Regions from separate parts of the Homo sapiens genome. Here region 2 is linked to region 1. The links are chromatin loops, found by intact Hi-C in ENCODE. Cell type or tissue: OCI-LY7. All regions are shown on one strand. Each heading gives the region's core, and the rest is flanking DNA. Links, peaks and the distances in the headings are about the cores only. Region 1 holds the start of LOC124906141 (small nucleolar RNA SNORD18). Region 2 overlaps MIR3681HG (MIR3681 host gene).

The links. Peaks named below come from ENCODE experiments on the same cell type or tissue, not always from the same donor. Only the 100,000 strongest peaks of a DNase experiment are listed, where the experiment ranks them.
Region 2: a loop joins it to region 1, with 6 times the contacts of the local background. A loop is called at or near these places in 3 of 110 quality-filtered maps.

What each region holds. Positions count from the first base shown.
Region 1 is chr2:12,029,352-12,034,736 of GRCh38, reverse strand. All of the region lies in intron 2 of MIR3681HG (MIR3681 host gene), which reads right to left. LOC124906141 (small nucleolar RNA SNORD18) reads left to right here and starts at 4,365; the gene lies at 4,365-4,434. RefSeq lists an enhancer at 73-122. In OCI-LY7, for the core only: a CTCF peak has its summit at 2,170; DNase peaks (open chromatin) are centred at 236, 1,346, 2,116 and 2,696; H3K4me3 peaks cover 3,037 bases; H3K27ac peaks cover 4,439 bases.
Region 2 is chr2:12,113,308-12,118,692 of GRCh38, reverse strand. All of the region lies in intron 2 of MIR3681HG (MIR3681 host gene), which reads right to left. Among named protein-coding and RNA genes, the nearest start is that of MIR3681, 83 kb to the left of the region's middle. In OCI-LY7, for the core only: a CTCF peak has its summit at 2,301 (motif pointing left); a DNase peak (open chromatin) is centred at 2,322; H3K4me3 peaks cover 976 bases.

The DNA of each region.
Region 1 (5,385 bases), core at 133-5,132:
GTCACCTGATGAAGACCGCAGCTTGGGACGACTGGATGGGGTGGGACCAAGATATTTACAGAGATGAGAGAGGGATGTTGGAAAATTCACTCTCCTCCACACCACAAGAAGGTTTAAAGATCCAAACCAAACCAGAGCTCGTTCAAGTGTTAGGAGATGTAAAATAATGTGGTTTGGGGTGCACAAACGTTTTTAGCTATAAATACCTTCTAGATTGTTCCAATGCATTGAGCCAAAACCTAAATGCTGTGAGGTTTCAACCAACCGAATGGTTCCTTAAATAAACACCATGCAAGGACAAAAACTACCAAAGTGAATTTGAAAGAGCAGAGACTGACTCTAAATGGATGACCTGAGTGAGGACGGTGTGTCCAGGCCTTCCATAGCAAGTGTTAGCTGGGGGCCTTCGGCAGGCTGGGCCCTGGTCAAACTCATTCAGCTCCACACCTGTGTTCACCCTTCCACCAGGAATCCCATGAGAAGGACACTGGTGCCCTGCACTGTAAAAAGGAAAAACCCCAAACTCCAAAAAGTTTAAGAAAATCAGCTCCCAACTGGAAGTTGCTTCGGTCTGACTCCAAAGCCTACCATCCTCCACATGGGACCCACTGCCCCCATTCCATGGGTGTGTTCCTCCATTGGTGTTACCTCTTCAGGGCAAAGACACTGTCCCCTTTACCTAACGCTTCTCAGTGCCAAGTGGCATCTGGGATATTGGACATTGTCTGAGTTTCCTGGGGCTACCATAGCAAATCACCATAGACCTGATGGCAATACACAGCAGACATTTATTCTCTCTCAGTCCTGGAAGTTAGAAGCCTAAAACCCAGGTGTCTTAGGCTTGGTTACTACTGCGGGCTTTGAGGGAGAATCCACGTCCTGCCTCTCTCCTGGCTTCTGGGGATTTACCACAAGTCCCTGATGCTCCTTAGCTCATGGACACGTCACTCCCACCTCTCCCTCCATCTTCACGTGATGTCCTCTCTGAGTCTGGGTTTATGTCTTTCCTCTTCTTCTTAGAGGGGCAGCGGTCATATGGAATTAGGGCTCATCCTGATTTCATATGACATCATCTTAATTTCATTATACTTGCAAAGACCCAATTTCTAAATCAGGTCACATTCACAGGCACCTGGGGCTAGGACTCCAGCATACTTTTGTTGGGACAGAAGTCAACCCGTAATAGAGATAATAAATTCATATTTCTTGAATGAATCAAAAACCAAAAAGATCCTGCAGTGGACGCAGTGCTCTGGGAGCCTCTCTGAGCACATCAGGTCCCTGAACATTGCTGCTCTATCTTCCTCCCATGGCCTGAAGAAACCAGTCAGGCTGCCAAAACTCGCACCATTCTGAGACCTCCTGTGTCTTGACGGAATAAGAGAAATCTTTTCACCTATAAGGCATCACACCCCATTCCCTTTCCCCCTAAAAAAACGAGGACACTTTTACAATGCCACAATGGAGGCAGAAGCTTCCAGAAAGAAAGCATCACACCCATTCCCTTTCCCCCTAAAAAAGCCAGGACACTTTTACAATGCCACAATGGAGGCAGAAGCTTTCAGAAAGAGTAAATACATGAATCTAAGAGCCACTTTTTGACCTATGACTCAGAGTACAGAAAGAATGCTTGGTATCCTGAAAAAAATTCACTCAGCAGGAGTAAACACTAAACCTCATCAATTTTTTAAAGGTAGCAATTACTTGTATAATACCTATCAACCAATGACATTAAAAAGAAAGTAGTGGAAGCTTAGACTTCCACTACTCTGGCTATAAAATCTTTTTTGTTTTGTTTTTTAATAACTGATTTTTCAAGAATGTTATACTTATAAACACATATACATTTTATGTCCTACCTCCAAGATAGCTCCAAATGAGAATGTTACTAGCCAAGAAGCTAACATCAACAAAAATGCATAAAAACTGGTTAATAAAGCCCACATTAAGGGAACAGTAGAAAGTAGCTAAGAAAATGTAAATTCATTCAGGAAATAAGCATTTGCATGTACTGTTAAATATAATTTCCACCAGGTGCATGAAGCACATGAGTAATTATAGGCCAAGAAAAAAAAAAGTGATAACCTTTTCTCCGCATGGACGCCACCTCCTTTGGTTATGAGGCAGTGCTTTGAAGAGTTAAATGCCCTCTGCAAATGCCAGGGGGTGGTGTTGCTGTTGCCTAAACTGTTCCTCCTCACAGCCTGGGCTGCATACAAAGCAATTGCATAGGAGATATCTTACCCTCCCTTTTCTTTCATCTCTGTGGAAATACATGTTTCATTTAAGCCTGTGGTGCTTGGAACTTGTTCCAAGGAACCCCACGTTCTAACAGCAAAATCAAAGAATGCTTGTCTTTTCCCAGCTTGCAGGGAGAACAATAAGTAAACGAGTAGAAATTTCTCACTGTTATGTGTTATTCTATAATTTTTTGTTAAGTGTTATTCTATAATTTTTTCCTAAGTGTTTGGAACTCACTGTCTCTAGCCTACTAGGAAGTCCTGGAGATGACCAAGCAAGCCAGCATCACACCACCCCAGGGTCCCCACAGTGCCACGTGCAGGCTACCCCTCACTGCCTGCCAGGAGGGGTAATGCCAGCTTGCATTTGGTTATCAGTACCCCCACCCCACTCTGAGGGCGATGACAGCAGGGCCCCTCTGGGCACTAGTGCGTGTCCCAGGTCTTGGCACCTGTGTGCTGGCAGTGAATGTTTGCTGTAAGAATGAGCAGATAAAAATGCAAATAAAAACCACAATGAGATATCACCTTGCACTCATGTGAATGGTCACTATCAGAAAACGCACACACACACACAGACACATACATAAAATAACCATTGGCAAGGATGTGGAGAAGCTGGGACTCTTGTGCATTGCTGGTAGGAGAGTTAAACGGTGCAGCCATTGTGGAAAGCAGTATGGCGGTTCCTCAAAAGATTAAATACAGAATTTCCACATGATCCAGAAATTCCACTTCTGGGCATATTTCCAAAAGAACTGAAAGCAGGGTCTCACACAGACACTTATGCATTCATATGCACGGCGGAATTATTCACGATAGCCAACAGGTGGAAGCAACCCAAGTGTTCATCGGTGGATCAACAGAGAAACAAAATGTGCCACATACATCAGTGGAATATTATTCAGTCTCCAAAGGGAAAGAAATTCTGACACACCACAATACAGATGAACCTTGAGGACATTATCTTAAGTGGAGTAAACCAGTCCCAGAAGGACAAATATGGCATGATTGCACTTACGTGAGGTACCTAGAGCCGCCAAATTCATAGACACGAAGAGCAGAATGGTGGTTGCCAGGAGTCGGAGTGAAGAATGAGGAACTATTATTAAATGGGGACAGGGTATCAGTCTGGGATGATGAAAAGACTTGTGGAGATGGATGATGATGGTTGCACAACAATGTAAATGTACCTAATGCCGCTGAGCGGCACACTTAAAAATGGTTAAGTTGTAAATTTTATGTTAGGAATAGTTTACCAAAATTATTTAAAAAGAAGCAGATGATGAATGTCAACATTGAATGCATTGTCTCATAAGCACATGGCTTCTAGCAGCCCCATCACCTAACAAGCTTTAGAAATTTGACTGCAGTTAGTAAACTACAACTGGTAGGTATTTTAAGAATGTTAATTTAAAAAAACAACTATAACTTGTTTTTAATACAGAGATCTAGAAAGCCGGAAAATTTTGGCTTATCATCCCACCACTCAAATAATCCCAAGTGATCTTTTTTTTTTTTTTTTTTTTTTTTTTTGAGATGGAGTCTCGCTCTGTCACCCAGGCTGGAGTGCAGTGGCACGAGCTTGGCTCACTGCAAGCTCCGCCTCCCAGGTTCACACCATTCTCCTTCCTCAGCCTCCCAAGTAGCTGGGACTACAGGCGCCTGCCACCACACCCAGCTAATTTTTTGTATTTTTAATAGAGACGGGGTTTCACCACGTTAGCCAGGATGGTCTCGATCTCCTGACCTCGCGATCCACCCGCCTTGGCCTCCCAAAGTTCTGGGATTACAGGCGTGAGCTACCGCTCCTGGCCCCAGTTGACCCTATTTTTTAAGGTTAAAAATAATACCCTGCACTGGATGAGGCTGCTCAGTGGTGTGCAATGTTATAAAATGAAAAGTACATACATCTTTCCATTCTTGGTCCCTCCCCCAAACAATAATCACTATCATCAGATACTTAATGCATCCTTTTAAGAACAGCAACAATACACACTATGCTTAGACTTAATGTTATGCTGACACATACGAATGCATTTATAATTTTTAATTTTCACTTGGCATGTTTACCTTTACATTGTGTTTTTACACATTTTATTTTATATTTACATTTTTAAAATGTGTGTATGATGAGATTTCACTTCATGGTCTGTGTTTCTGAAACACATGATGTTGTGGAAGTTCTGATTTGTGGGGGGGAGATTATACAATTTGGTCCATATGATGTCCAAATTTACAGTATTTTAAATCTTCCCCTGAAAATATTTTTAGAGATTTTTCCATATTAAGATACATGAAGCTACCTGATGACTGTTTAATATTCCTGATTAAACATTTAGACTGCTTCCAAGCTTGTTTTCCTTTTGTTTTTTTTTTCTTCATTCTAGCAAGTATTCATAGCAATGAAATTTGTAGATCAAAATATGAGCAATTTGTATTTTAACAAACATTGGCAAATTACAATCCATAATAGTAGCAACAACTTGCACCCCCATAATTTGTGAGAATAGATGTTCTCCACCCCATCAGCCAGTCACTAGCAGCACTTCCCATGAGCCAGTGTTTTAATGTTTACCTTCCTAAGGAAAAAACACGGTGATTCATAATTTTTATTTGCATCGCGTTAACTAAGAGATATATTGAACACCTTTTAAATGTACTTGTTCATATTTCTTTATTGGGTTTTCTATTAATTTATAAATGTCTTATTGGTGGGCTTTTTAAAGATGAAGAAAATTAGCCTTTCATTTGTCGTATTTGTTGCAGATCCATTCCCCAGATTTGTTTGTCTTCCTTTGTTTGAACTCTTCTGTGCCAAACAGAAATGCAAAATTTGTATATAGTCATATGTGTATATCTTTTCTTTTATAGCTTCTGGGTTTTCTATGCTGCCTAGAAAGACTTTCCCTTCTCCAAGTTTAAAAATAAATACACTGAAACTTTTAGACAGGCTCTCTTTGATCTGTTTATACAAGGGTGAGCCAGCGGTATTGCCTTCAATGGGATAAATATAAGATCATGAATGGGAATGTTAAGGCCAGCTATTAAAATGGAAGGGAATAATACTTATATCAATTGATTTTCAACAAGCATGACAAGATAATTCAACGGAGGCAAAAACTGTATTTTCAACAAATGGCAT
Region 2 (5,385 bases), core at 331-5,330, 84 kb before region 1:
ACAATATCTCCTCTAGGGCACCCCTTTACCTTATATCTAGTTGATTCTTATTTGTTATAGGGCATAGTTCCCAACGATAGATGTACATAATAAACTCCTAGGAACTTGAGGAAAAACAATAGTAATAATGATAGCTTGGTTCCATCCCAGACCAATTATATTCAAATATTTTTTCTAGATCCCAGGCATCAGTGTTCTTTTTAAAAGCTCTCTAGGTAATTACAAGGTGCAGCCAGGGATGAGAAGTAATGCTTTATATTCACTTTCACATGTCCATGGTGGAAATGGCCACCAACTAGTCTCCAGCTGTGAGGTTGTCTCTGTAAGATTCTTAATGGTCATAGAGCCAAAGCAACTGCACTATTCAAGAAGCACATTTGAAAAACATTAGAAGAAACCTAAAACATTTGGCCAGGTGCGGTGGTTCACATGTGTAATCCCAACACTTTGGGAAGCTAAGGCCGGTGGGTCATTTGATCGAGACCAGCCTGGCCAACATGGTGAAACCTTCTCTCTGCTAAAAAAAATAGACAAAAATTAGCCAGGCATGATGGCACACGTGACTGTAGTCCCAGCTACTCGAGAGGCTAAAGCAGGAGAATTGCGTGAACCCAAGAGGCAGAGGTTGCAGTGAGCCGAGATGGCACTACTCCTCTCTAGCCTAGGCGACAGGGTGAGATTCCACCTCAAAAAAAAAGAAACCTAAAACATTTGACTTTAGTAGGTTCCTCCTCAGCAATCCTAGCATTTGATTTAAGTTCACACTCCCCTTAGCTTTTGTTCACACAAAGCAAATCCAAGCAGCAATGTATAAAGCTGTGCTCCTCCTGCCCCTCTGTCTGGATAGATGCCCTGGATCACTCAACTGTATCCTGTGCCCATCCCAAAAACTCACATGAACCATCCCCTAATGAGGAAAGGCCAGCTGGGACCTTGGCCTCTACCTACCATTTACTAATCTACCATTGAAATGTTTTAGAGGATAGAATTTTTCTGACACTTTTACTTTTGACATTGATTAAAATTGCAATGAGATGATGACATACCTTGTGAAAACCTTCAATATGTATTGGAGCTTTTGCTTTTCCTGCCTCAGATGTGATCTGCAGCACCTTTGAGATATACTTTTTAAATGCTATAAATATCTCATTGCTATGGATATAGGATAGCCATATCCATGGAAGACACCGCTTACATAGCTAACAAACGTGACTTTCCTTGTTTGGTTAAGGCCTTCAATGACCCAGAACCTAGAAGAAAAGCATGTAACCAAAAGCACCCCAGCAGAACAGAATCACGTATCTTTGATGAGAACTGGGGAAGGAGTCATATGATTCTAGCCTCTGGCATATGTTAACGCACCTGTGACCTTGCACAAGCCATTCCCTTTCCTGGACCTCAGTTTCCCTATTGAGTTAGATTTGATAGTCTCAAAAACCTTTTTCCAATTCTAAATTACATTTTTATCAATGAAAAACTTTTGACTATGGAGGAAAAGTACTTTACTTGATTGCAATCACAGCTATCACTAGCTGGTGATGTTGATTAAGTCTCAGCCTCTTTTTTTTTTTTTTTTTTTTGGAAAATGGGGAGGTAACCATTTACTGAGCAGAGCTCAGATATAAAGCAGAGTGTCTGAAACTTCTAGGGGCTCAATAAAGCAAAAAGTAAAACCAGCTCTCATTTATTGAGTGCTCCTAGGTACTGGATGCTTTATATGCATTATTTGGTTAATCAACAACTTAAATTTCTCTGGAACTAAAGAAATGAATTGACATACTTTTTAAATCCTCATAATACAGCAATTTTACAAATGAGGAAAGGTGATTGGGAGGATTTGAATTCTAAGGAACACACAAATAAGCAAAAGTGGGCTAAGGTCTTGAACTAGAGATGCCCCGATTCCAAAACACTGTCTGATGGCAGAGACCTTCCTAAGGCTGAGTGCCAGCTCCCTGCAACATGTAAGAGAGTCCCTTAGTCCCCACGTGCCTCCCCCGGCCCCACCTTCTTCCATCTGTTTCTCAGCGAATTACCCTGAAGAGTAAATTAATTGAGAATTAGGAAAGCACCTTGTAAACTGTGAAACACACACGCAAAAGTGAACTGCTATTAATATTGAAATGACTTCTCACATGCTGAAAAAGGACTTACATTATCACAAAGAATCCTCGTTAAACCTTCAATACGTAAGAATCCCTTTCTTAACCCAGAGTTTCAATGAAACTCTCTTTTAGACCTGTGTGGTGAAGTGAGGGGGGAGGGGGTGGAGGAGGGAGACAGCACAGCACCTGTGCCCATCCGTGACCACCTCCAGGTCTGGGCACTTTGCATAGCACCTCCTGGAGGCCTCACCACCACCTGATGCAGAAGCTGGGGGTGAGGCCACTTTGCAGTTCACAAAGCACAGGCATTGTCCCAAACCACACAACTACTAAGTGGCAGAGTTGGGTCCTAAACCAACTTGTGGCTGAAGTTTGCCATCAGGTAATGGGGTCTCTAAAGCCCTCTTGAAACATCCACTGGATTCATTCAACACGAGACTTTGTAAAGCAATGGCTTCCTTGGTGTTGTTTTGAGAGAGCAAAATCTTAATCAGTTCATACGTGTGGCCATTGCATCCATTAAAATGTGATTTCAGGCCTGGTGCAGTGGCTCATGCCTGTAATCCCAGCACTTTGGGAGGCCAAGGTGGGCGGATCACGAGGTCAGGAGATCGAGACCATCCTGGCTAACACGGTGAAACCCAGTCTCTACTAAAAATCCAAAAAATTAGCCGGGCGTGGTGGCAGACGCCTGTAGTCCCAGCTACTCAGGAGGCTGAGGCAGGAGAATGGCATCAACCCGGGAGGCGGAGCTTGCAGTGAGCCGAGATCGCACCACTGCACTCCAGCCTGGGCGACAGAGCGAGATTCTGTCTCAAAAAAAAAAAAAAAAAAAAAAAGTGATTTCAGCATTTACTTCCAGCAAAAGAACCCCAGAAAACTGTTGCTCCATTCAGTCCAGGGAAGGATCTTCCCTGAATTCCAGGCACCTCTGAACTCCTAAGGATTTCCATCCTGGGAACCCTTTTCCCAAGGAGCTTGTGAGCAACACAGCCGTTATGGGAATGGCTTAGGTACTTGGGTTCATGGCACCACGACTGCAGTAAATAGCAGTGGTTACTCTCCCCATTAGAGGAAAGGCCCAGTGCTACTACACAGCCCCCAGTCCATTAAGAGGAAATGTAGGTCATCTCTGATTTCAACAGACAGTGTGATCCTCAGTGGTAAAATAGTGAAATGAACCACCTCAAAAAATGCATTTCCCATCCACAACCCTACCCATAGCTAAAAGACAAGATGAGACCTGTCTTTGCAAAAAATGTAAACATTTTTTGATGCTCATTCTGTCCATTGCTATTCCAGGTACTGTGAGAGTGGCAAAGATGCATGAACTTGCTCCCTGCCCTGAAGGAGCTCCTTCTTAGTGGATTGGGTGGAGGTAGGACACAGGCAGCACTTCCTTATGGGCAGAGCATAAAGGGTGGGTGGGAGCAGAGGGAAAGTGCAAAACAGGGTAGAGAAGTAGAAGCTAATCATGGGAAACCTTCTGATTGATAGCAAAGTCCTGAGCTTGATCCCCAAGGCATATTCAGAAGCTACAGTAGGGCTTTCTGCCAAGACCTCCCTAGGCATGTCTCTATTCTGCATTCATTGTACTCTCATACATATATGAATGATATGTATGAGCCATGTGGCTTCTAGCTGGGTTCATGTTTCATCAGATCCTTAAAGGATTCCCCAAATTTATGGGTGTATCTCACCCATGCATGAAGATCTTCATGGGGCAAAGGTGTCCAGCAAGCCCCAAAGCGTCCCAGGGCTGTAAGTACCTGCCCATCTTTCATTTAAGGGTCACCCAACCTCATCTTCTGAATGTCAAGGAGTCTTCTTCTTGCCTATACCAAGGCTTGGTCTTGGCTTGGCTGGGTTTGCAGGTGAAATTTCTCCAGCACAGCAGCTATTCAGAATAGATGTCATCAAATCTGAGAATCACAGGACTGCAAGGCCAGTGGCCACTGGGCTTCCCTTCATGTGCTGCTGATGGTTTCCTCCTAGAGGCTCCTCCACAAGGTCCAGCTCTACCAGGAGCTGACATTTGCCTTATGCTTCCCATCTTGGGAGAAGGGAGCCTGTATGGAGGTAGCAACATTCTCTCGACTCTTGACCAGCTCAACTGTTGGACGATTGTTCTTAATGCTGAGTTGAAATCCATCTGCTGGCAATCTGGATTTGTTGGTCTTAGTTTTAAGGGACATACAGAATGTGCTGACTTCCTCTTCAACACGACATGTTTATTTATCTGATTAACCCTAGAACTGTGAGGTCCTCAAGGGTGGAGATGATGTCTGATTTGTGTTGGAACCCCCACAATCAGCACAATGCCTAATCTATAACAAGCACTCAATAAATGTTGGCTAATTAATGGTATGCAAATGATACATGAGATTAATAAATGTATTCCTGATAAATTATGCTATGTGAATGTAAAAGCAACATTTGTAAGAAGCATTTATGTCTGATAACATCTTTTCATCTTACCTTTCATGACTATTTTTTGACTATACATAAAAAATTCTCAATAGTAAAATTTTTTCATCTTTCAGCTAAGAACTTCCCCTATAAGTAGCCCCAATTCAGACTGAAATTTTCCATTTGGGAGGGAGAAGACATGATATTCTCAGAGCCCATTTTCCTTCACAACATGGGTCAGTGTCTCAAATTAGCACTTTCTCACCTGGGAAGAAAACTAGACTCTGAGGAAATGGAACAGAGGGCAAAGCCATTTGCCCAGATAAATGGAGGTGAGAGATGCCCAGAGGAGGTGACCTTCCTTCATTACCTCTTTGTCATGCCTTTCCTGTGTTCCCCAGAGAACAGGCTTCTCCCTTCTCTGTGCCAACATATTATCTTTCAGCTACTCCCCTCCATGCGGCCACCTTTCCTGCCACATGCTAATGATCTGCCATAAGTCAGTCTCCTACAGCAGAGGAGTGAGCTCCTTAAGTGCAGGGCACTCTCTGTGTCTGGTTTATCTTTGTGTCCTTAGCCCAGCTCAGGGCCTGGCATACTAAATAGCAAACTAGATTCTCCCTGTGCATGCACTTAGAATTAATTTATGCCCTGCCAAAAGCAGCCAACCATGGCTGTGTGTCTGCCCTTCAGAAGTGAGAATGTTTGCCAGGTGCTCCCAAGGGCAGGTTCTTATTTCTTTGTAATATTTCCACAAATGAAGAAATTTTCATTCCCAATAAGTATATCCCCATTGACTGCCAGGGCTTGCAGTTTTGCCTTCTCCTTTTGAAAACTGCACACCCACTACTTCATTCAGAGGGCCTGGAAG